5 separate regions of the Homo sapiens genome follow, and all the other regions are linked to region 5. A link is a loop called in an ENCODE intact Hi-C map of the cell type or tissue named here. Cell type or tissue: B cell. All regions are shown on one strand.

Region 1 (5,000 bases), 50 kb before region 5:
GGCTCTTGAATAATATGAGTGAATGAATGAAATAATACAAATGTACATGTGTAGTTGGGCAGCCTCGGTGGCTGTTGCCTTCCTCGAGGGCTCGAATGCTGTGTGTCTTGGTGATCGGCTGACAGGCAGCCGTTGCCTCTTCTAAGATGGGTGGTTTTCCTTTTGAGGTGGGTCCTGGGGGCTCCTGGCTGCTCAGTGCTGGCCCTACTTGTTGCCTTGTGTGCTGCTCTGAGCCAGGCTTGGTCTTGCTGGGCTGACCAACCCATTTAAGCCTCAGGAAGTGGCCTCTGTAGAAAAAAATGTATAAGCAGCGGGTGGTGAACAGATCAGTGGAGCGCAGAGCCCCAAAATAGATCTTTCTCCGCTAACTTGCCAAGCAACTGGGGGCAGTGGCAAATGCTTTGCATAACTTCCTACCCAAAAGAAAAGGTTTTACTGCAAACAACTTTTGGGGACCCCTCCCCTCTCAAATAATCTCAGACAGATCCAAGATGTTTTTTTTTTTTTCCAGAGCAGCACAAAGAGAGAGCCAGACAGGCCTGGGGTTCCATCCCAGATCCACCATTTGCAGGCTGTGTGATTTTGGGCAAATTCCTTAACTTCGCTGAGCCTTCTCTTTTCCTGTGTTAACTAGGGAAGATGAGACTAGACTCTCCAGTGTGTATGCAAAGCACCCTTACGCTGCAGAGATGCTGCAAATAGGGAGTGTCTTTTTTTTCTTCCTTTTTCAATTTTATCCTCTGTGCTTGCCCTAGAGCTTGTTATCAATTTCTCTTAGCTTTGTCAATTGTGGTGGGGTGTGGGGGATTGAGATTTGGCTTTCCTGGGAAGATGTTCCAAAACTGTCTTTGAAATAATACTCTCCTCCTCTGCAGATCAGTGGACAGGGTGTTGAAGGGTCGGCATAGGTGGTAAGCATGATTGATGGCCCCCAGAGATGTCCATGTCCTGCTCCCCGGAACCTGTGGGTATGTCATGTTACTTGGTAAAGAGGACCTTGCAGATGAAATTAAGTGAAGAAGGTTGAGATGGGAGAGTATTCTGGGTTACCCAGGTGGATCCAGTGTGTTCACAGGGTCCTTTTAAGAAAAAGGCGGGGCTGGGGGCAGTGGCTCATGCCTGTAATCCCAGCACTTTGGGAGGCCGAGGCGGGTGGATCACCTGAGGTCAGCAGTTCGAGACCAGCCTGGCCAATATGGCGAAACCCCGTCTCCACTAAAAGTGCAAAAATTAACTGGGCATGGTGGCGTGTACCTGTAATCCCAGCTACTCAGAAGGCTGAGGCAGGAGAATCGCTTGAACCCGGGAGGTGAAGGTTGTAGTGAGTGAACCGAGTTCATGCCGCTGCACTCCAGCCTGGGAGACAAGAGCGAGACTCCATCTCAAAAAAAAAAAAAAAAAAAAGAAAAAGGCAGGAGATCAGAGTGAGTAGAAGACAATGGCAAGATGATGGCAACAGAGGTTGGAATGATGTGCTTCAAAGGCAGAGGAAGAGGCCACACGGCCACGATTGCAGGCGGCCACTGCAAGGTGAAAATGGCCAGGAAGCAGGTTTTCCCTCGGAGCCTCCAGAAGGAGCCAGTGCTGCCGACACCTTGGTTTTAGCCCAGTGAGACTGGTTTTGACCTAGGAGCTGAAAGCTGATAAATGTGTGTTGCTTTAAGCCACTGAGTTTGCAGTAATTGGTGCAGCAGCCGTAGGGCACTTATAAAGCAGGCGAGGCCTATGTTGGCTGTGGTTTCACAGGAAAGTGGCCTCTTGGATGATGGCGCCTTATGGTCATTTTTATGTTTCTTCCCTTCTGATCTGGATGGATTGTTTTCAGTTCAGCCTAGGGGAGGTCTGGCTTCCCCGGGGCTTTACCTCGAGACTGGATCTCTGCAGTCAGGCCTCTGGTGAGCCCCTGTGGCCGGGGCAGCTGCAGCAGAGAGGCTTCCTCTCTCGACAGAAACGCAGAAGTGAGCTGCTTGCTCGCAGAGGCCAGGCTTCCTGTCTGGCCAGTCCCTGAAATGCTGCTCCCCACCCCTCGCCCCATGAGAGTCCAGGTGAAGATTGAGTGGGGGTAGGGGCTGCACTGTCTGATCTCTGAAGTGAGCCCCTTCCTGTCTAGCTTGGATTTGTGTTGAAGGCTTTAAGATGACTGTTTTCTTGTTTATTTACTTTTAAGAGACAGGATCTGGCTCTGTCGCCCAGGCTGGAGGGCAGTAGTGTGATCATAGCTCACTGTAGCCTCAAACTCCTGGGCTCAAGCGATCTTCCCGCCTCAGTCTCTCAAGTAGCTGAGACTACAGATGTGCACCACCATGCCCAGCTAATTTTTTTTTTTTTTCCCTGTAGAGACAGGGTCTCTCTATGTTGCCCAGGCTGGCCTTGAATTCCTGGCCTCAAGCAATCCCCTGACCTCGGTGTCCCAAAGTGCTGGGATTCCAGGCATGAACCACTGCACCCAGACAATTCTTTTCTTTTCTTTTTTTTCCTTCCTTCTTTTCTTTTCTTTTTTCTTCCTTCTTTTCTTTCCTCCCTTCCTTCCTTTCCTTCCATCCTTTCTTCCTTCCTTCCTCCCTTCCTCCTTTCCCTTTCCCTTTCCTTCCTTCCTTCTTTTCCTTCTTTTTCTGTTTCTTTTTCTTTTTCCTTTCCTTTCCTTTCCTTTCCTTTCCTTTCCTTTCCTTTCCTGTCCTGTCCTGTCCTGTCCTGTCCTGTCCTGTCCTGTCCTGTCCTTTCCTTTCTTTCCCTCCTTCCCTCCCTCCCTCCCTCTCTTTCTCTCTTTCTTTCTTTCATGGAGTTTCACTCTTGTCACCCAGGCTGGAGTGCAATGGCGTGATCTCAGCTCACCGCAACCTCCACCTCCCGGCTTCAAGCAATTCTCCTCCCTCAGCCTCCCAAGTAACTAGGATTATAGGCATGCGTCACCACACCTGGCTAATTTGTGTATTTTTAGTAGAGACAAGGTTTCACCACGTTGGCCAGGCTGGTCTTGAACTCCTGATCTTAAGTAATCCACCCACCTCAACCTCCCAAAGTGCTGGGATTACAAGCGTGAGCCACTGCACATGGCCCCAGCCACTTATTTTCTTGTGATTTGTCAGCAAACAGCCTCTGGGGTTGTGACTGCTGGAAAGCACCTCCAGCTTTTGTGGAGCCAGGTGTGGCTGGCACTTTTCGTTGGGATCATGTTTGGATCTCCCTCAGGCCTTCTCACCATGTTCCTCGTGTGCCACACTGGTGAGATAACGGGGTGTGGGAGAGACTGGGCATTCAGATTCAGCGGTTATAATTAAAGGGCAACACTGAGGCCAGGATGGCTGGGATCCTCTCGTAGCTGCCATGTGACCTCTGGCCTTTTTGTCCTTCCCCATGATGTCACCTTTCATTGGATGGTGACTCCCTGCACATACCCCCAAAGGTGTCCATGTCCTAATCTTTGGAACCTGTGGATATGTTACATTATGTGGCAAAGGAGATTTTTGCATGTGTGATTAAGGGAAAGATCTTGAGATGGGGAGATTCTCCTGCATGACCCAGGTAGGCCCAATGTAATTACAAGGATCTTTAAAAGAGGAAGGTAGGAGGTCACAGTCAGGGAGAGAGAGCAGGATTCTGGCTTTGAAGGTGGAGGAAGGGGCCACAAGCCAAGAAATGCAGGTGGCCTCTAGAGCTGGGAAAGGCAATGGGTGGATTCCCCCTTGGAGCCTCCAGAAGGAACACAGCCCTGCTGACTCCTTGGTCTTAGCCCAGCGAGACCCGTTTTGGAAATCAGACCTGCATAATTGCAAGATGGTAAATTTGTGTTGTTGTAAGCCACTAGGTTTGTGGGGCCATCCTGGCCTCAGTGATGCTTATTTGGGAGTGTGTTTTTTTCCTATTACTGCTCTAATCTTTTAAATTAGATCTGAAGAGATGCTCTAATTTTTTTTTTTTTTTTTTTTTTTGAGACAGAGTCTCACTCTGTCACCCAGGCTGGAGTGCAATGGCATGATCACAGCTCACTGCAACCTCTGTCTCCTGGATTCAAGCCATTCTCTTGCTTCAGCTTCCCAAGTAGCTGGGACTACAGGCATGGCATGCGCCAGCACACCTGGCTAGTTTTTTGTATTTTTAGTAGAGACAGGGTTTCACCATGTTGGCCAGGCTGGTCTCCAACTCCTGACCTCAGGTGTTCCACCTGCCTCGGTCTCCCAAAGTGCTGGGATTATAGGCGTGAGCCACCGCGCCCAGCCCGAGATGCTCTAATCTTTTAGAGCAGTAATAGTAGGTTGGTGCAAATGTAATTGCAGTTTAATTGTAACTTTAATGGCAAAAATTGTGACAACTTTTGCACTCATCTAATAGGAAACACACTCCCACGTAACCATCTCCTGAGATCCCTTTCCTTGACCCATTCGGTAAATATTTACTGAGCCCCTCCACATGCTGGAGACTCTGCTTGTCACCAGATTGACCAAAGCAAGGTCTTGTCCTTCAGGGGTTCAAGTCTTAGGAAGACAGAGACAAGATGACAAGGCTAAGATTGTCACATAGGGTGTTAGGTGGATCGTAGAGAAAGAAGACATAGAAATCAGATGGCATTGGACCAGAGAAATTTTCTCAGATGTCAGTGAAAGGAGCTTTGAACTTGGAGCGAGCTCTGGAAATGTTGTCTGGTCGCACTGGGTATCTAGTAAATATTTCAAACTCAACGTGTCCAAAATGGAATTTGTCACCAAAACAACGGAGATCTCTGCCTTTAAAACCTATTCCTCCAGTTTTCCCCATTGTGGTAAGAGATACCACCATCCAGCCAGGTCCCCATGCCAGAAAGCTAGAGTCCTCCTCGGCCCCTTTGCCACCTTCATTTCTGGCATCATGTCCACCTCCTGGTTCTTGGGGTTCATCACTGTTTGGAGATGTGCTTCCCTCTGCCACGGCAAGGCTCCAGGATCCTAGGCTCAGAGATGGGGGAACCGAGAAAAGCATCAAGTATGATCTGTGTCCTCACCTAGGTGCAGTAGGAGGTCAGTGTA
Region 2 (5,000 bases), 120 kb before region 5:
CATCCAGGCCGGAGTGCAGTGGTGTGATCTTGGCTCCTGGCAACCTCTGCCTCCTGGGTTCAAGCAATTCTCCTGCCTCAGCCTCCTGAGTAGCTGGGATTACAGGCGCCTGCCACCAAGCCCAGCTAATTATGTGTATTTTTAGTAGAGACGAGGTTTTACCATGTTGGCCAGGCTTGTCTCAAACTCCTGACCTCAAGTGATCCATCCGCCTTGGCCTCCCAAACTGCTGGAATGACAGGCGTGAGCCACTGTGCCTGGCCTTCATTAAATAAATTTAAAGAAATAGATGAGTGTTACCAATTCAAGCAATGAAGTATTTGGAGGGCAATTTGGTGTTTCTGTCAAAATTGTTTTGGTATGTGTCCAGCATTTACACAGCAAATGATTTATCTTTCCCTGTGGATATACTCACCCCACTGTTCAAGGATACATGTCCAAAGATGCATTGCTTATGAAGCAAAGACACAAACCTAGAAAGAGCTGAGATGTCCCTCAATGGACAGCTGCTTCACTTAAGTGTAATCCATCTACGCGGCGGAATGCAAGGTACCATGGTTGAGAAAAAGAAAGCTGGCTGGATTTGCTGACCTAGAAAGAGATCTGCAATATACCGTTAAGTAAAAACAACAGTAGAATAATATGATCCCATTGTGAAAAAAAAAAAGTTAAAAACACATAGAGGTATCTATGTTTTAGCAAACATAGAAAACAATGTATAAGATCCAGCAATTTGGCTGGGTGTGGTGGCTCATGCCTGTAATCCCAGCACTTTGGGAGAACAAGGCGGACAGATCACCTCAGGCCAGGAGTTCAAGACCAGCTTGGCCAACATGGTGAAATTCCATCTCTGCTAAAAATACAACAACAACAACAAAAATTAGCTGGACATGGTGGCGGGCATCCGTAATCCTAGCTACTCAGGAGGTTGAGACAGAAGAATCCCTTGAACCTGGGAGGGGAAGATTGCAGTGAGCTGAGATCTCACCACTGCACTCCAGCCTGGGTGGTGATAGAGTGAGACTCTGTCTCAAAAAAAAAAAAAAAAAAAATCCAGCACAGCAATCCCACTTCTGGATATTTACCCAAAAGATTTGAAATCAGTTTGTTGAAAGATGTCTGCACTGTCAGGTTCATTGCAGCATCATTCATAATAGCTGAGTTATGGAATCAACCTAAATGTCCATCAACAGATTAATGCATAAAGAAAACGTGCCACATATTTACAATGGACTACTATTCAGCATTTAAAAAGCAGAATGGGGACTGGAGATTTTTTTTTTTTTTTTTTTTTTGAGATAGAGTCTCCCTCTTTTGCCCAGGCTGGAGTGCAGTGGCGCGATCTCGGCTCACTGCAAGCTCCGCCTCCCGGGTTCATGCCATTCTCCTGCCTCAGCCTCCCGAGTACTTGGGACTACAGGCGCCTGCCACCACACCTGCACCTGGCTAATTTTTTGTATTTTTAGTAGAGATGGGGTTTCAACATGTTAGCCAGGTTGGTCTCGATCTCCTGACCTCAAGATCCACCCACCTCAGCCTCCCAAAGTGCTGGGATTACAGGCGTGAGCCACCGCACCCAGCTTTTTTTTTTTTTTTTTTTTTTTTTTCAAACAGAGTTTCACTCTTGTTGTCCAGACTGGAGTACGGTAGTGCAATCTTGGCTCACTACAACCTCCACCTCCAGGGTTTAAGTGATTCTCCTGCCTCAGCCTCCTCAGTAGCTGGTATTACAGGTGCATTCCACCATGCCCAGCTAATTTTAGTATGTTTAGTAGAGATGGGGTTTCACTATGTTGGCCAGGCTGGTCTCAAACTCCTGACCTCAGGTGATCCACCTGCCTCAGCCTCCCATAGTGCTGGGATTACAGGCATGAGCCACTGCCTCCAGCCTGGAACTAGAGATTGATGGCCAGGGAAATTCTGTCATTTGCGACAACATGGATAAAGATGGAGAACATTATGCTAAGTGAAATAAGCCAGGCCCAGAAAGACAAGTGTCACATGTTCTCACTTATATGTGGAATCTAAAACAGTCAAACTCATAGAAGCAGAGAGTAGAATGGTGGTTACAGAGGCTCGAGGACGGGAAATGGGGAGATGGTGGTCAAAGCATACAAAATCTCAGATAGGAGGAATATGGGTTTTTTTTGAGACCTATTGTATGGCGTGGTAAATGTCATTAATAATAGAGTATGGTACATTTCAAAATTGCTAAGAGAGTAAATTCAAACAGTCTCATCACAAAAAAGTTAAGTGTTTGAGGTGATGGATATGTTAACTAGCTTTAATTATTCCACGTTGTATTCATAGATCATAATGTCACTTTTTACCCTATAAATATGTAAAAGAGTCCGGGTGCAGTGGCTCACAGCTGTAATCCTAGCCCTTTGGGAAGTCACGGTGGGTGGATCACCTGAGGTCAGGAGTTCAAGAGCAGCCTGGCCACCATGGTGAAATCTTGTCTCTACTAAAAATATAAACATTAGGTGGATATGGTGGCAGGCGTCTGTAATCTTAGCTACTCGGGAGGCTGAGGTGGGAGATTTGCTTGAGCCTGGGAGGCGGAGGTTGCAGTGAGCCGAGATTGTGCCACTGCACTCCAGCCTGGCCAACAAAGCAAGAGTCTATCTCAAAAAATAAATATAAAAAAAATATAATATATGTATATAATATATATAAAAGAGCTAGGATTTGAACCTGCAACTCTTCACTGTGATGTAGGCCCCGTCTATCACGTATGAACTATGAGCCTGCTGAGTGCTGGGTGCTGAGCTGGGAGCTCCCACTGTTCCCCAACACTGCGTCTCAGAGTTCCCTGATGCTGGAAGCCTGGAGGCCCTCACAATTCTAGGGTGTTTTTAGAATATCATTGTGGGGTGAAAGCAGGTTCCAGCTTCCCCAGGTGGAAGGTTCCAAGAAGCACCCGGCCAGCTCTGAGAAGTACCCGGCCAGCTCCTCCACTCTGCCTGACAGGGAGGGGACTGTGAGGGTTGGGACACGTCCTCTTTTAAGGCTCTCTCTTGCTGGCTTCTGACCACTTCCTCTTTTTCCTGGGGTGGAGGCGGCTGGCCGTGGCAGCACTAATAGCAGCTGGGGGCGGAGCAGGCCTCCAAAAACCCTCCCGGAGTGGCTCAGCCCCTCGGCTGAGGGCAGGAGAGCAAGAGTCCACTTCAGCTTCCATCTGAGGTCTCTGTGAGCCCCCAAAGGAGGGGCTGGGAGAGGTGGTCCCCTTAGCTCCCCCTCCCCAGCCAGAACAGAATCACTGACCCTGAGGCTTGGCCTGGGCTGCATCTGCTTCCAGCAACTTCCATGAAGGACGTGACTGTAGACGAGGCCCACTCCTTGCACGGCCAGGGCCCTCAGGGTGCCCAGGGAAGTGAGGGCCAGTGCTGGAAGCTCCAGCCTAGCACTGGGCACCTCCCCGGTGAGTGGCTGTTGGGGGCAGAGCTGCCAGCAGGGAGAGGACAGCTATGAAAGACGTGGCTCCAGGCCTTGCACTGCCACCTGTCAACTCGGGGCTTTGGGCAGGCTGCTTTTCTCCTTTGGGCCTCAGTTTCCTCATCTGTGTAGTGGAGACCAACCACGGTACTTCGAAGGTCTGTAGAAATTCCTGGTACACAGCAAGTGCTTAATAATGGTATGAGCTACTATTAGCTAGTGCCTGTGGCTCAGTCTGAGCTGTCCAGGGTGCCCCACCAGCTTCTGCTGAGGATGGCCAGTGGCAGCTCAGCTCTGCTCCCGGCCTCGCACCCTTCCACACCCCCTCGGCCCTGCCTCTCCCCGCCACCTCAGCCTGGCTTCCCACCTGTGGCAGGTGCAACCAAGCTCAGGTCCACACAGCACGAGCTTTAGTTTTCCCACTCACAGCCCCATTGAGCCAATTTGGTAAAACATCCACATTGGTCATTGGTGGGTTATGCCAAGTTCAGCATTGTGTTAAAGTCCTGGCAGGTTTTTTTTTTTTTTTTTTTTTTTTGTATTCTGGTTAAATATGTATAATATAAAATTTACCATTTTGACCATTTAATTTAATTTTTTTTTTTTTTGAGATGGAGTCTCACTCTGTTGCCCAAGCTGGAGTGCAGTAGTTGTATCTTGGCTCACTGATGCCTCCACCTCCCAGGTTCAAGCGATTCTCCTGTATCAGCCTCATTAGTAGCTGGGATTATAGGCGCACATTACCACGCCCAGCTAATTTTTGTATTTTCAGTAGAGAAGGGTTTCACCATGTTGGCCAGGCTGACCTGGCCTCAAGTGATCTCCCTGCCTTGGCCTCCCAAAGTACTGGGATTACAGGCATGAGCCACTGCACCCAGCAGTGCTGACTTTTGGGAGGGGATGAGGGAACCAGGAGGTGACAGATGCCACAGCCACTAATGCAGATGCCACAGCCATGACTGTAGGATGGGGAAAATATGAAGGGAGCTCAGCCGTTTTATCTCCAGGAGAAGCAGCTGGAGGGCTGGGAGAGGGCCTGGGGAGTGGGAAGTGGCTGCGGAGGTGAGACTCCCCCATCCCTGGGCCAACAGCCAGGGCTCCATGGTTGGGCTAGATGGTCCCACCTTGGGTGGAGGCTGAGCCTGTGTGAGGCGCTGCCCTGTGTCTTCTCTTGCCTGGCCTGGCCGCCATCACAGGCCCACCCCCGGGGAGAAGATTCTAGGAGGAAAGTCCAGGCCAGGCCTGAAAGGACTTCGCTCCTTGGTAACTATCCCTCAGGGTTGACCCAGTGACACAGGTTCTAGGGACCCACTTCTAGGTTTGCCGCCTCCATCTCCATCTCCGTCTCCACCTCCACCTGAGTTGAGAGGGGATGGAGAAGCTTCCTGGGGAAACTCTGCCCTTCTCCACCCATCCCCACCTCCTTCCCTTCCCTCCCCATCTCATTCCCTCCCCTCCCCACCTCCTTCCCTCGCCTCCCCCACCTCCTTCCCCTGTCACCTCCTTCCCGCCCATCCCCACCTCCTCCCCTCCCCTCCCCACCTCCTCCCCACCCCTCCCCA
Region 3 (5,000 bases), 250 kb before region 5:
ACCAGCCCTTCTGTTTTGGTTTTGCACACAACAGGCTCAGCTTAGCATATCTTTCAGCAGGCTTGTTAGGGTCACAGGGCAGACGCTGTCTACAGAGCAGGCTTGGGGGCTCACATGCTGGCCTTGAAATGCCCTGAGATGCCGCAAGCTGATGACCGGACCTTGCTGTCCTGTTCTTGTCGTTACAGGCTGCCAATAGCTACCTGCGAGACCAGTGGTTCCATTCTCTGCAATGGAAGGTAAGTACTGACTCGGTTGCTTGTTTAAAGCGACTCAGGCAGTGGTGCGATGGCTTAAAGCCAATCTGTCACCCAGAGGCATGAAAGTGGAGAACTCATGCCTTCCAGATGGCTCAGCTGAGGAACTTTGTTCCCCTACCTAAGAGCCCCTGGCCCTTCGTCCTCTGCTGTTCAATTCCTGTCCCCTGCAGTGCTGAAATAGCATTCTCGCCCTGGTGTTCTCAAACCCTATAGCTGTTTTCCTGCTTCAAAAGGATCATAGAACTGCTTGCTCTCAGAGTGAGGGCGACCCTGAGGGGAGTCCAGCCGGGGAGGCTGGACTTCAGGGGCTCAAGATGCTTAGTTGAAAGTAACTTCCAAAGGCTGTGCCAAGTGTAAACTTAACAGAGATTCAAAATCCTGAGCCCTATTTCTGTAGTCTTCACTGATTTTCAGTTGTCGGATTCTGTGGCCTAATTTTCTGATTCTGGCTCTACATAGGATGGTTCAGAGCTTTCTGGCACATAAAGGGAACTTCATCTTCTTGGAGACCCAGGGGCAGATCTTCTAAGAGGGGTCCCCCAGCCACCCGAGGAGCCTGAGTTGTGCCCCATGGCTCAGGCGATGGAAACCTTGACGTCAGGACCAGGGCGTGAAGCACGTACAGTCAGCTTCTCATTCCTGCCCTGCCTCCCTGTCTCTCCTTGTCTTCTGATCTTCTGGTTTAGAACAAGCTTTGACAGGCCCCTGGCCCCACAGCGGGTATGGCTGGAATGACCAGTGTGTCATAAGCTGTCATCCTTACAGTAAGCTGGGGAGCCACAGGGGATGAACAGCTGGCCCCATGCAGAGCTGGGTGCCATGTCACGTGTTGGGAGGACCCAGGGAACACTCAGGATTCCTCTCATGGCTCCAGAGGGGCTCCCCCAACGGCCAGGGTTGGGGGCAGAAAGGCAACCCCAGATAATTACTTTCCTGGTCCCAGAGAGGGCCACTCCCCTCCTTTCCTCTGTCAGCTACTGGTCCTCTTGCTTTGTGCTGTGGGGCCAAGTCTCAGAAGCTGAGCTGAGTCTCCACGTTGGGTTGCAAAGGGGAAGAGAACTAGTGTTTACTGAGCTTCTACTGTGTGCCAGGACTGGCGTGTTTTGAGCTCCTACTGTGTGCCAGGAGCTCTGCTAGTCTCATCATGTCCATTTCACCCTCACCACAACCGCATAAGGTTGATGATTATCGTTGTTGCCATTTTCCATACGGGAAAGATGAGGCTCAGACTGGAGTCCAAGCTCCCATCGTTAGGAAGGGGCTGAGGCAGGGCTCAGCTCGACCTTTCCAGTACCTGTATGTACTGGAAATTTCTGAATGTAGTAGAGTGGGAAGGCATAGATGTCAGCCAAGCAGGTAAGGTGGTGCACACCTGCTCGTGTGATCAGCAGGTGCTACTGAGAGCTCTGTATCCACTGGGAGAACATCTCTGATGCCTGGGTCTCTCTTTGTGCCCGGGTACGAGTGTGTCTGAAGACAGGCGGGACATTCGTCAGCACCTACTGGGGACCGTCTGGGGGTCAGATGCCAAAGCAGTTGAGAGGGAGGACTGAGCGGTGTTGGTCACGGGGGTACCACCTCTTCCCTTCCCCATGGTGTTTTACTTGTGGGGCCTCAGAAAGTGACAGCCTTGCATTTTCTCTTAGCTCAGGACACGGCAGAATGTACTTGGAGACACACTGCCTACCCGACAGGTTGGGGGAAAAATGCCTTATTTAAAAGGAGGCCAAGATGAGTATCAATGAAGGCTGTCAGGTGCGGTATCCCACAAGGCTCTGTTTTCTGCCTTTCCCTGGTCCACATTTTCAACAGTGACTTACACGTGCACCTGGAAGGCAGCATTTGTGAAATCTGTGAGTATTGCACAGCTGCAAGGGGCAACCAACATGATGGGCATAGAAATGGACTTCAGGAGGCTTTGGCTAGAAAGATGATTTAAAAGCTCGGCCTTGAAACATTCAAATGTCAAGGATTGGCCAGGTGTGGTGGCTCATGCCTGTAATCCCAACACTTTGGGAGGCCAAAGCAGGCGGGTAGTCTAACTCAGGAGTTCAAGACCAGCCTGGGCAGCATGGCAAAATGCCATCTGTACCAAAAATACAAAAAATTAGCCGGGCGTAGTGGTGCGCCCATGTGGTCCCAGCTACTTGGGAGGCTGAGGTGGGAGGATCACTTGAGCCCAGGAGATGGAGGTTGTAGTGAGCCAAGATTGGTCCACTGCACTCCAACCTGAGTGATAGAGTGAGACCCCCATGCCCCACCCCAAAAATGTTAAGGTTTGCATGTGGGATTCAGACAGTTGATTGAGCAAGTCCAGAACTGGGATCACTGTGTTTCTAGCAGCTCTCATGAAGACCTGGATGTTTGCATTCAATTATGGTGGCATCCGGTTTATTTATGGTTGCTAAATTTAATCAAGCAGTTTAAAAAATTTTCAGAAAACCTAAATCAGGATGTCAAGGAACTGGCAGATGCCTGGGTGTGTGCTGGCCCACTTGCCAGGTGATCAATGGTAGTCTTTGCTCTCAGGGTGTAAGCTTTGGCTGTGTCTACAGCATGCTTCAGACACAGTGTTTCTCCTTGGACAATTGCCCCCCAATAATTTAGGTATGCTGCCACCAGGTGGCAGTGATATTTCAGTGTTGGCAACTTGATCTCAATTCCTGTGGCTCTTTGTACCCAGTTTTGGTGATATTTGAGAAGGCATGCTCTCCTTCCTTTTAAAATGGCAAAGAAACGTAAGGTGTTTTGGAGGTACCGCCAGCTAGCCAAATTAGCTGGGAAACGTGAATTTGGATCCTGGTTCTGTGGGCAGATTCCAGAAAGTGTTCACCTAATACAGATGCAGTTACTGAGTACATGTGAGATGCCAGGGCTGGCTAGGTCATTTCTGGTTCATTGTCGTTAAGCAGGTAATAGAACCAAGGCTCAGAGAGATCAAGTGACTTGCCTACAGTTGCCCAGCAGATTTCAATCCAGATCTGTGGGGCTGTCCTACCTCCTCCTTGATCACACCGTGCTTTTCTCTGAGATTGGGACTCCACAGCCCTCCCAGGACATAACCCCTCTGCTTCTGCTGATACAGCCACTCTCTCTCCCCTCTTTATTTACAACCACCTATTTGAGGTTTTTCTTTTTCTTTTCCTTCCTTGTTTCTTTTCTCTTTTCTCTGTCTTTAACTGAAAAAAAAAAAAAATCAGTGGAACATCAAAATTGAGGACCTTTAGAAATTCCACCACCTCAGCTTGAATTTTTTAACTCTCTTTTGTTTTTATTATTATACTTTAAGTTTTAGGGTACGTGTGCACAACGTGCAGGTTTGTTACATATGTATATATGTGCCATGTTGGTGTGCTGCACCCATTAACTTGTCATTTAACGTTAGGTATATCTCCTAATGCTATCTTGTTTTTGTCATTTTCTCTCCTACACCAATATACATTTGTCTCCTGTGGCTGCGGTGCACATACTGTCAGAATACGTTCTCCTGTATGTAAAGAATGCCACTTCCAGCCTGGGCGAAAGTGCGAGACTCCGTCTCAAAAAAAAAAAAAAAAAATGCCACCTCCTAAATACTGTGTCCCCATTGCTTAGTTTTGATCAAGTTGGACTTGCATCTCTAGGCCATTCCCAACAGGGGCAGCATCACCCCTAATGGGACCAAAATTGGTTCCTTGACACTTAAACAAATCTTAATGATTACAATAGTCTGTGGCCCTCCAAAGCTCGACCCTATTCAATGAAATCTTATTCTTGAGTATTTCTTCCAAAGGGAGGACAGATGAGGGAGACACTAGGGTTCCTTATGGGGACAGTCATGATAACAGGGTCGATTGACAACCGCTGCTATGGAATTGACCTCAAATTGTTTTGTGGAAGAAGGCAAATATCCAGGTCATCTTGGTCACGCTTTTCCGTCTGGGTAACAGTGTTGTTTTTGTGGCATCAGCTCAGAACTTTGAGCTGTTCACACACGGTTGTAGCTCCCATGTTGGAGGAGTTTGCTCGGCAATGGACACTGCATTTTGTGAATTACTTCCTCTCACTGAATAGGTTCTGTTCTTATCAACATTTGCAGATGGGGAAACCTGAGTGTAGAGAGGATAAGTCAGTCGCACAAGGTTCCAAGGCCACCAAGAAGGCAAGCGGGATTAGACCCTGAACATCTTTGCCTCTTTCTCTGAGCAGCTCTGCTCTTCCTCCCAGCCCTCCCGGCCTGGCCTCTGCCATGTTGGTCTGGGAGATCTGAGGAGGCCTGGAGCCTGCAGGAGGAGGGCCAGGATCTCCCAGCCCATGGCTGCTCCACCTCCCAGCATTCGCTAGAGCAGAAGCTGCAGTCCTGAGGGCCCCTGGGGAGGCCAGCCCTGTTTGGTTTGGGTGGTTCAGCCCTTGAGGCTAATTCCCAGGGGTGTGGAAGCATTAAATAGTTATTCTGGGTTAATGAGGCTTCATTTCTGACTCAGATGTACCTCCTGGCTCATGCCCTGGCCCTCAGAGGCCAAGCCCTGTGGTGACAGGCCTGTCTGCACATGAGGCTGTGAGGGCACAGGCCTGTGTGCACACGAGGCCATGAAGGCCCAGTCTGTGGGGCAAGGCCAAGAGCGTGTTCAGGCTGTGAGGGGACCGTGTGTGTTTACAAAGCATTGAGAAGATTGGCCTGTTTCTGTGTCCAGGGTTTCAAGGTGAGAGACCCAGGTATGCACAGCTGTGAGGGACAAGTCTGTCCATGTGAACAGGCCC
Region 4 (5,000 bases), 510 kb before region 5:
GGGTTTCACTATGTTGCCCCGGCTGGTCTTGAACTCTTAGGCTGAAGCGATCCCCCATCTCTACAAAAAAGTTTTAAATAAAGTTAGCCGGGCACAGTGCTGTGCACCTGTAGTCCCAGCTACCCAGGAGGCTGAGGCGGAAGGATCTGTTGAGCCCAGGAGTTTGAAGCTGCAGTGAACTATGATGGCACCACTGCACTCCAGCCAAGGCAACTGAACGAGACCCTGTCTCTAATAAATAAATAAATAAAAATGAGGCTTTTGAACTTCTTTCAGTTAGTGAAATAGTATCAGTTGGAGTAAGAGCTCCTTTTCTGAAGATTAAGAATATGTGTCTTACTTTGCTCTTCTCATTTTAAAGTCCGGTGTTGTAATACTGAAAAGCACCATCGTTTTACGGTTAGAAATCAAACCCCTTCCTAAATCTCTTTAAGTATGGCCCAGACAGTTTAATATCTGTTCACCTGACCTGAATGAGAAATGTTGCCTCTCCCCCACCATTGTTCTCTGCTTTCAGATCGGCTGCTATGCAGCTATGAAAAAGAAAATCTACGCCATGGGTGGAGGCTCCTACGGAAAGCTTTTTGAGTCTGTAGAGTGTTATGATCCCAGGACCCAGCAGTGGACTGCCATATGTCCACTAAAAGAGAGGAGGTACGTGGCTGTGGGGTGGACTTTGTAGATTCCCTTGCTGTTCACTGGGTCTGGAGCCCCTTACCCTGCCTGGCTTTTGTTCTTTTCTTTCAGAGTAACCTTTTCTTTGACTTGGCATTTCCTGAGAAAGGAAGGCCCACGTAGTAATGCTGCAGAGTTAAACCAGCATAAGAGGAACGCGGGAGTGAGATCTCGCATTGTACAGCTTGTGCCTGATAACGCTGTGTGTGGCCTTTCAGGTTTGGAGCGGTGGCCTGTGGAGTTGCTATGGAGCTGTATGTGTTTGGGGGAGTCCGAAGTCGTGAGGACGCCCAGGGTAGCGAGATGGTAACTTGCAAGTCCGAGTTCTACCATGATGAGTTTAAAAGGTAACTAAGAATGGTTTCACATAGCTACTGCAACTTTTTCTTTGTGCTTTCAGTCGTATTTTAGCTTTGTTTAGTTTTGTTTTCAGTCACTTTATTAAATTATGGATTTAGGAGATAACGTCTCATGCATACTAGATATTTATTCAGTGACTTCACAAGTGCTAGTAACTTAAAATGTCTGCAAATAGAAAATATCTCTAATATGTAGATGAGATCTTGACGCTTAGTTGCTTAAAATCATTTATTGGCTCCCTATAGCTTTTAGGAAAAAGTTTAAAACTCCTTAACTTGTTGGGCATGGTGGCTCACACCTGTAGTCTCAACATTTAGGGAGGTAGAAACTGAAGATTGCTTGAGCCCAGGAGTTAGAGATTTGCCTGGGCCACATAACAAGACCCTGTTCTCCAAAGAAAAATAAATAAACTCCTTAACTTAGCATATATAGCCTTTTGTGATATGGCCTTTGCTTTTTCTGCTACTGACCCAGATACTTTATACCGAGCCACTTTCCCCTGCAAACATGTGTGGTTGTCTCAGCTCTGTTCGTATTGCTGCTACTTGCCTAAAAGCTCCCTTCCCGCTGTCCATCCAGTTAGCTTGGCCTTTTTCAAAACTGCTTAGTTATCAAAACCTAGAGAAAGCCTTCTCATGCCTCCTAGTCTGATTTTTTATCCCTTCATCTATGATTCCATGCCCTCCAGACAAGTCTCTGGGGTTGTAGCTGTTAACTGCAAGCAACTTCAGGGCAAGGTCCACCTTCGTCAGCTCTGTATCCTGGCTTCCAGCATCCTACCTGTCTGTATCAGATGCTTAGTAAAATGTTGATTAAGTGGCTGAGGCTTGATTTCTGAGATTCTTAAAACCTCTGACAAGTGCCACGTATGTCTTGTAGGGTAGATAACATCCTTCTCGATGTCTTCTCTCTTTCCTCACACATTTTATTGTTGTAACCACTGAGCAGTATTCTTATTGCAGTAATATGTTTAAATCCTAAGGGGAAATTGCTGTGCTAAACGTAATTTTATTAGAGTAGTTCAGTCGTGCTACCAGAAGAGGGTGCCATAACATAATGTTTAATTTCATGCTGTTTTAGATGAGGGCACGCAGTGAGCAGTTACAAAGATGCTGCAAATGCATGTAAATGCTGCCTAACATGTATTTTAAATTTAGGGTATTTGCATAGCCTTTTTTTTCAATTACAGGAATAGACTATCTTAGGAAAATTTATTAGAGAGCAGTTTAGAGAATACTTGCTGTGGTAGGGGCAGATTTTCAGACTTCTCTACATTTTTCCTTCCTTGATACATGACTGGGAGGGCTGATTGCCCAAGGGATGAAGTCTTTTTTTTTCTTTCTTTCTTTTTTGGAGACAGTCTCGCTCTGTCGCCCGGGCTAGAGTGCAGTGGCGTGATCTCGGCTTACTGCACCATCTGCCTCCCGGGTTCAAGCGATTCTTCCACCTCGGCCTCCCAAGTAGCTGGGACTACAGGCGCATGCCACCATGCCTGGCTAATTTTTGTATTTTTAGTAGAGGCAGGGTTTCACTATGTTTTCCAGGTTGGTCTCGAACTCCTGACTTAATGATCCGCCCGCCTCAGCCTCTCAAAGTGCTGGGATTACAGGCATGAGCCACCGCACCTGGCCTATCAGGTTGTTACATATTTGTACTGGATAAGCTTTTAATATAACTATCACTTGCTTTAAGTTCATAATAATTAAACGTAAGACTGTGGTTCCTTCTTTGCTGTTTAAAAGCACTTCTCGCCAGGTGCACTGGCTCCAGGCTATAATCCCAACACTTTGGGAGGCCGACGCGGGCAGATCACTTGAGGCCAGGAGTTCAAAACCAGCCCGGCCAACATGGTGAAACCCTGTCTCTACTAAAAGTACAAAAAAAAAAATTAGCCAGGCATAGTGGCACGTGTCTGTAGTCCTGGCTGCTCAGAAGGCTGAGGCATGAGAATTGGTTGAACCCAGGAGGTGGAGTGTGCAGTGAGCCGAGATTGTGTCACTGCACTCCAGCCTGGGCAACAAAGCGAGACCCTGTCTCTAAATAAATAAGAGCACTTCCAAATAAAATTAATGTATATTCAGTTCCTTATTTCTAAGCTCTCTGATGTTTGTAAATAGAATGAAGAAAGCTGTTAATTTATCTTACCAATATAAGATTCTAACATGTTTAGATAACATTAAACACACATATAACACCAAATGCCATGTATTTAATCTTCAAAACAGCACTCTGAAGCGCATGTAGGTACTGTTACTATTCCTATTTTCCATATGAGGAAAGGGTGAGCGGTGTGCCCACAGACACACAAGGAGCAAGAAGCTGAGGTGGGATCTGAACTCAGGCGTTCTGGCCCCAGAGTCCACCTTTTCAACTACCACGCTAGATTGACTTAAAAATATAGGCTTTCCTATAACTATCGATAGAACAAAATAACATGTAGGAGTAGTTTATTTCTTAAAAGATCAGACGCAAATGTGTTATATTGGCATAGTGTGGAAACTGTAGTTGCCGGATGAGCAGTCCATATTTGATTGGAGACCATGTCGATTGTTTTTAAGTAATCTCTTGTCTTTCCTGTCTTTGTTCCCTATTTTTAGGTTAAAACTTTCTGGGAAAAAAGCCATATCTTATTCTTTTCTGTTTTTCTGAATAAAAGCAAAACTGCTTGAAAGGAAAGCAAAGAAATTGCCATAAAGTATTACCAAGCCAGAGCAACAGCTTCATATACCCAGAATGACGGTTTCTCTATTTCTGTTCCTTGTGTCCATATTCTGTTAGTAACACTACTATCCTCCCAGTCATCCATGTTCAAAAAAGGGTCATCTTGGCTGGCACAGTGGCTGACACCTATAATCCCAGAACTCTGGGAGACCCAGGTGGTAGGATCCCTTGAGCCCAGGAGTTCAAGACAACCCTGAGTAACATAGTGAGACCTTGTCTCTATGAATTTTGAAAAAATTCAAAAATGAGCTGAACATGGTAGTCCACGCCTGTGGTCCCAGCTACTTGGAAGGCTGAGGCAGAAGGATCACTTGAGCCTGGGAAGTGGTGGAAGCTGCAGTAGACCATGATCGTGCCACTACACTCCATCCTGAGTGCCAGAGCAAGACCCTGTCTCAGAAAAGGGAATCATCTTGAATTCTGTCTTGTACTTTGCAACTCATCAGTTGCCAGGTCTGGTCCTTTTTTAAATCTTGGTAGCATTTTTCACATTTCCCACCTTCCCTGCCCCGCTGCTACCCTCACAGTTATTCCTGCATCTGTGTAGTGTCATTAGCCTCTGGCCAGCCTTGCCAGTGCAGTTACTTATTTGTGGTTTTGAAAGATGAACCTGACAAAAATCAGCCAGGCATAGTGGCACATACCTTTTTGCTCAGAGTTTTTGATTGCCCTTCTCAGAATTCTTGACTGTTTCCCACTGCTTACTAAACAAAGGTAATAGTTCTTAGCCACCTACTCAGGGTTCTCCATGATTTGAGGTTAAGAAAAAGTTTCACCCTTTTTTAGTATCTTTCTTTCACATATCGTATACTCCAGCTCACTTTTTAAATCCTCTTGTGTTTTACTGCCTCCGTGCATTCGCTTAGCCTAGATGCCCCTCTACTTTAATTTTTTACAGTATATAAGTTAAATTAACTGTTCTTTGAAGTTGAGATCTGTCAGTTTCCTCTTTTGATTCCTGAATATATAACTAGAATAGACATACTTGACAACTGGCAAAATCACCATGCTGGTTCTCTGACACATGGATTGGGAGCCACCATGACAACAAGGGCTAAGTGGAAGTCCCCGGAGCTCTGCTTCCCTACCAAAATAGAAAACCAGAAACAATACTGCATCCTGGGTGAATCTGCAAAAACCATGCCACCATGAAAGAGTAGAAAATGCAGGAGAGGTGATGCCTATCACATCCCCACTTAATTCACCTAGAAAAAGTAGAAAAGTAAAGTGGATCTCGGAAAATC
Region 5 (5,000 bases):
ATTGCAGCATTACTTATGCTGGCAAAGTACCTGGGCACCATCTGAATGTCTCAATGGAGGAATTGCTGGGTAAATTATGGTCTATCCATATTATGTGACATTATGCAGCTGATTAAGAAGCATGTGTCAGTTCTCTTTCCATTAATCTGAGATGATATTTGTGACATTTTGTGATGAAAGCCAGCAGCAGATTTACATCAGGAGTCAGGTCTGCTATTTTGTTAAAAATCATAGAATACAGGCCAGGTGCAGTGGTTGACGCCTGTAACCCCAGCACTTTGGGAGCCCAGGCGGGTGGATCATTTGAGGTCAGGAGTTTGAGATGAGCCTGGTCAACATGGCAAAACCCCATCTCTACTAAAAATACAAAAATTAGCCAGGCATGGTGGTGTGCACCCGTAATCCCAGCTACTTGGGAGGGTAAGGCAGGAGAATCACTTGAACCTGGGAGGCGGAGGTTGCAGTGAGCCGAGATTGCACTACTGCACTCCAGCCTGGGCAACAGAGTGAGACTCCATCTCAAAACAAACACAAAAACAGAGAATGCAATAATCCTCCTTTTGCTCCTTTTTATGAGCAAGGGGAGAGTATGGAAGAAAGCACCTCACATTTAATGTTGATTTTGTGTGTGTGTGCTGGAAGGGGTTGGGAAGATAGGCAGGAAGGATAGTTACCTTTTCTTTGCACAGCTCATTTTCTGTGATATGTTCCAAGTAACATGTTACCTTTGCAATAAAAAGTTCCATAGAGCATAAAGTTTTAAAATTGAGACTATTCTGTGCGATGCACCTAGCACAGTACCTGGTAGGTGGCACACATTCAATAAGTAGGGGCTGCTGTTGTTGCTGTCAGGAAAGGGCTTTGCAGACTGCAAAAGAGTTCCCAGAGAAAGGTGTGAGGGCTTGGGGAGTACCTGGAACTTGGAGTCAGGTGGCTGTGGTTTCTGCAGTTAGCTGCATGATCTTGGATGAACCACTGACTGCTCCTAGCCTCAGTCTTCTCCTCTGTGCAATGGGAGGTTGGGAGTTGTGAAGACAGGCATTTTTAAGTGATGAGCATGAATGTTCCTAGAAGACAGTCATTAATTGCTTTCTGCATGCAGAGCTGTGGGCTGGCCACACAGTGAGGCCACCTGATGGGTGACCACTGGCCGTGGGACTTTGGATGTATCTGAGTTAGAGAAATGGGAGGGCCATTTCCTATCTGCCCAGATTTGGGGAAAACATATTTCTTAGAGTGGATCATTGAATTGCAATGTGTTCATTTTTTCTCATATATAATAATTAGTTATTTGTTTGCCAAATGAAATAGAAAGATTGCAGGCTTGGGAGTTGGGAGAACTGGATTCTAGACCCACTTGACCTCTAACTGACCAAGTAATGTTGGGGGAAGCCATCTCTGTCCTCTCACTTAGCCTTTTCTATAAAATGAAGGTATTAAATGAGATCAATGGTTATAAAACTTTTAATACTCTTTAATCCCCTCTCCTTTAGACAGGAAACTGTAACAACCACAACAAAAACCATGATTCATAAAAGCTTATCAGAATACTTTTTAAGGTTAAAACCTGTAACTTTAAAAATAGTCCTTGAGAACAATGACGTGTGTCATTGAACATAGAACATGTCATAGAATAATGATGACAGTGTGCGTATGAAATTTGGAATGGTGACGATTGTCATCTTATGCAATTGACCAGGATTGAGAAAAGCTCGATTTACTCAAGATAAGTAGTTGCAAATAACAGTTTTTTTTTTTTTAATAATAGTTTACCTTGAAATTTCAAGATGCTGTGTTGTCAGACAGATGTCAGGCAAAGTTTGAAAATAAGATTTGCACATGGCTGGGAGCAGTAGCTCACGCCTGTAATCCCACCACTTTGGGAGGCCAAGGCAGGAGGATCCTTTGAGCTCAGGAGTTTGAGACTAGCCTGGGCAACATAGTGAGACCTAGTCTGTATTATTAAATAATATTAAAAATTAAAAAAAGAAGATTTGCACAAAAGCTGTTTCACCTGCTACCAGATTAACCCATTCATTGATGGTTTCCACTGTGGTAACATTCCACATGAGAGGTATTTCAACCTGTACTTTAATTATGGCTCTTATTAAGGCTAGTCTGTGTGTTTGTGTCTATGAGGGAGAAACATAAATTGGAATCAGAGTTTTACAAAATGTCAGAACCCTCTGGGGTGCCCTAGATTGCCCCGTGTGGAACTTTGTATGGCAAAGATTCTGCCGATACCAAAGGTTGACCCCTGGTGGCCAGAATGCCACATTGAGCCTGCCCCTGGTTGTACTTGATCTAATGGTTTAAATATGTTAAAAATTAATTGCCTACATTTAAAACTTGAGAGATTATATTATATATTAAAATCTAGATATTTGGCTTCCCTTAGGAAAAAAATCGAGATCTGGCTATAAATAGGGTCACATCTCGCCATGGAACGGTCCACTTTCTCTGTATTGACCCAGCCCCATACAGCTCTGTCTGCTCATTTATGTTGCTTACCTGACCCCAAAGAAGTTTTGCTTTGGCAACCCTCATCTCCACTGTTTGAGGGTATAACTCTCCAGTTTGGTCACTGCATTTTAAAAATTTAATTTAGTGACAGATTTGAATAACAAAGTCCCAAGCTATGTAGATGGCTTCTGGCCAGCTCTAAGAACCTCACTGCTGTTGTGTAGGTAAATGCCCATCCCCTAACCTGTTAGCAAATTGTTTACTTCCTGTTCCTGGCTGGAAGCACAGGGCAGAGAAAAGTACCTGTTTTGTGATTTGGGGGGAATGAGGGCCTAGCTGGATTTCTCAGGCTCCTGCAGGAGACAGAGCTATTTATGGTGACTTATAATCCCCAGAACTAAATCCAGGGAGTGGGTTCATGCTTATCAGCAGCCAAATGGTTTCCATCGTGAGCTTGCTAGTTCCTCTTTGTGTCTAACCACCTGCCTACGTTCCACCTCTCGAGCTTCAGAGTTTCCAAAAGTTTGGCAGCAGCAGGAGGATAAGAAATGTAATCTCACGTTTGTGTCTCCCTGGTGAGGGGATATACCTCTAACTAGGCTGTAATAACAGTATCATTAACAAAGATGATAGCCAACATTTTCTCAGGTGGACTATTTGCTAGGCACTATCCTATGTGTTTTTTTTTTTTTTTTTTTTTTTTTTTTTATTTGAGACAGAGTCTTTCTCTGTTGCCCAGGCTGGAGTGCAATGGCACGATCTTGATTCACTGCAACCTCTTCCTTCCGGGTTCAAGCGATTCTCCTGCCTCAGCCTTCTGAGTAGCTGGGATTACAGGCATGCACCATCACGCCTGGCTAATTTTTGTATTTTTAATTGAAACGGGGTTTCACCGTGTTGGCCAGGCTAGTCTCGAACTCCTGACCTCAGGTGATCCTCCCGCCTTGGCCTCCCAAGGTGCTGGGATTACAGGTGTGAGCCATCATGCCCAACCTGCTCTATGTGTTTTGTATACATTTAATTCCCCCCTAGAGGCCTGTGCAAGAGCTACTGTTGTTATTGCCATTTTAGGGATTAAGAAACTGAGGTCCAGAGAGGTTACTTTGCTGAAGGCCTGTTTACTGCAGGGTAGTAAGCTGCAGAGCTAGGATTTGATTTTCTGCCCAACTTTGACGCATAGCCATGGAATACTTCTTAATTTTTGAATCCTTTGTATTAAAGAAAATGTAAAGCATATAGAAGTAGAGAGAATAGCGTAACAGACCCCCATGTATCATCAGCTGACTTCAGCCATTATCACCTTGTCACTGCCCTCACCCAAGTCCCTTTTCTCACACTTTGCAGCAGACATCAAGCAGCGTATCAGGTCATCTGCCAATACTGTAATTTAATACCTGGCTACGTGACTGCTACCCTGCTACCTCCTGATCAAACCTGTGAAGTCCCCTGTGGTTACAGCATTCTTACATAAAAATAGAAAGCACTTGCAAAAAATCAAAAAGAAAATTGAGAAGGCTGCTAACGTATCTCTGGTTGTTCCTATGATCCAGTAAGGCATTGAAGGATTATTCTGCCGGATTTTACATGGGTGTGAGCATGGGGGAAGTGAGTGATGAGCGTTCTGTGACGATGTTTGTGGAGGAGCTCAGAGATCTTGCAGTTTATTCTTATTGTCAGTGGCTGGCAAGAGGAGAGTCCACAGTGGAGAAGTTAGATAGAATCTCTGGTTAGCTTTTCTTTTTCTTTCTTTTTTTTTTTTTTTTTTTTTGTTTTTGAGACAGGGTCTCACTTTGTCACCGAGGCTGGGGTGCAGTGGTACAATCATGGCTCACTGCAGCCTCGAACTCCCTGGCTCAGATGATTCTCCCACCTCAGCCTCCGGAGTACCTGGGACCACAGGCGTGTGCCACCATGCAGGCTAATTTTTGTATTTTTTGTAGAGACAGTTTCACCATGTTACCCAGGCTAGGCTTGAACTCCTGGGCTCAAGTGATCCACCCGCCTTGGCCTCCCATAGTGCTGGGATTATAGACATGAGCCACTGTGCCTGGCCTAGCTTTTCTATTGATGAGATTTTACCCTTGGCCTTCCAGAACCAAATGGTTTCTACAGCCTAAGTACCACTGAGTGCGTAAGACCAGCTTCGGTTGTGAAAGGGCGTGTGCCTTCAGCCACGTGGGAAAACTCCATTCCTTTCCCTCCCTTTCTTAGTGCCCTGGCCCCTGCTTCTGTGACCCCCGCCTCTGGCATGGCCCCTTCTCTTGTCCAGCTGGTAACTTCTCCTGGGGCCCGACTCAGAGATGACATTTCCCTGTAGCCTTTTAGCTACCAGAAGAAATTAGTTTATCTATTATTTTAGTCACTCATCCAGTAAATGTGTGCGTGACCCAAGAGGCACAGTGGTTAACAATACAGCTGTTTCTCCTGACCTCACTGGCCCTTTGCTGGGGTGGGAAGGTCCTGGGATGTTGCCCAGAGTGACATAAGGCCCAGTGCCACCCCTGTCCCTTGGTTAGGTAGAATCTGACCACATAACC

What was found. Peaks named below come from ENCODE experiments on the same cell type or tissue, not always from the same donor. Only the 100,000 strongest peaks of a DNase experiment are listed, where the experiment ranks them.
Region 1: a loop joins it to region 5, with 3 times the contacts of the local background. A loop is called at or near these places in 7 of 110 quality-filtered maps.
Region 2: a loop joins it to region 5, with 6 times the contacts of the local background. A loop is called at or near these places in 12 of 110 quality-filtered maps.
Region 3: it touches region 5 in a loop (4-fold over the local background); 8 of 110 quality-filtered maps call a loop at or near these places.
Region 4: a loop joins it to region 5, with 13 times the contacts of the local background. A loop is called at or near these places in 37 of 110 quality-filtered maps.

What each region holds. Positions count from the first base shown.
Region 1 is chr16:81,821,378-81,826,377 of GRCh38, forward strand. The region is part of intron 2 of PLCG2 (phospholipase C gamma 2); the gene reads left to right. Among named protein-coding and RNA genes, the nearest start is that of PLCG2, 45 kb to the left of the region's middle. RefSeq lists enhancers at 329-428, 609-798, 809-958, 1,659-1,828, 1,939-2,138. In B cell, no CTCF peak of the experiment used is centred here; DNase peaks (open chromatin) are centred at 244 and 1,954; H3K4me3 peaks cover 3,132 bases; H3K27ac peaks cover 5,000 bases.
Region 2 is chr16:81,749,391-81,754,390 of GRCh38, forward strand. All of the region lies in intron 2 of LOC105369213 (a long non-coding RNA gene), which reads left to right. It also overlaps a transcript of PLCG2 not described here. Among named protein-coding and RNA genes, the nearest start is that of PLCG2, 27 kb to the right of the region's middle. RefSeq lists enhancers at 2,676-3,284, 3,285-3,892. In B cell, no CTCF peak of the experiment used is centred here; a DNase peak (open chromatin) is centred at 3,051; H3K4me3 peaks cover 958 bases; H3K27ac peaks cover 2,395 bases.
Region 3 is chr16:81,620,688-81,625,687 of GRCh38, forward strand. It overlaps CMIP (c-Maf inducing protein), which reads left to right. Exons shown (of 21, transcript NM_198390.3): 3 at 189-239. Among named protein-coding and RNA genes, the nearest start is that of MIR6504, 12 kb to the left of the region's middle. RefSeq lists an enhancer at 2,741-2,810 and a silencer at 2,931-2,980. In B cell, a CTCF peak has its summit at 2,875 (motif pointing right); a DNase peak (open chromatin) is centred at 2,874.
Region 4 is chr16:81,364,457-81,369,456 of GRCh38, forward strand. It overlaps GAN (gigaxonin), which reads left to right. Exons shown (of 11, transcript NM_022041.4): 8 at 518-654; 9 at 894-1,022. Among named protein-coding and RNA genes, the nearest start is that of MIR4720, 18 kb to the right of the region's middle. In B cell, CTCF peaks have their summits at 2,076 (motif pointing right) and 2,278; a DNase peak (open chromatin) is centred at 2,085.
Region 5 is chr16:81,871,807-81,876,806 of GRCh38, forward strand. All of the region lies in intron 7 of PLCG2 (phospholipase C gamma 2), which reads left to right. Among named protein-coding and RNA genes, the nearest start is that of PLCG2, 95 kb to the left of the region's middle. In B cell, CTCF peaks have their summits at 2,259 (motif pointing left) and 2,458; a DNase peak (open chromatin) is centred at 2,235; H3K27ac peaks cover 1,965 bases.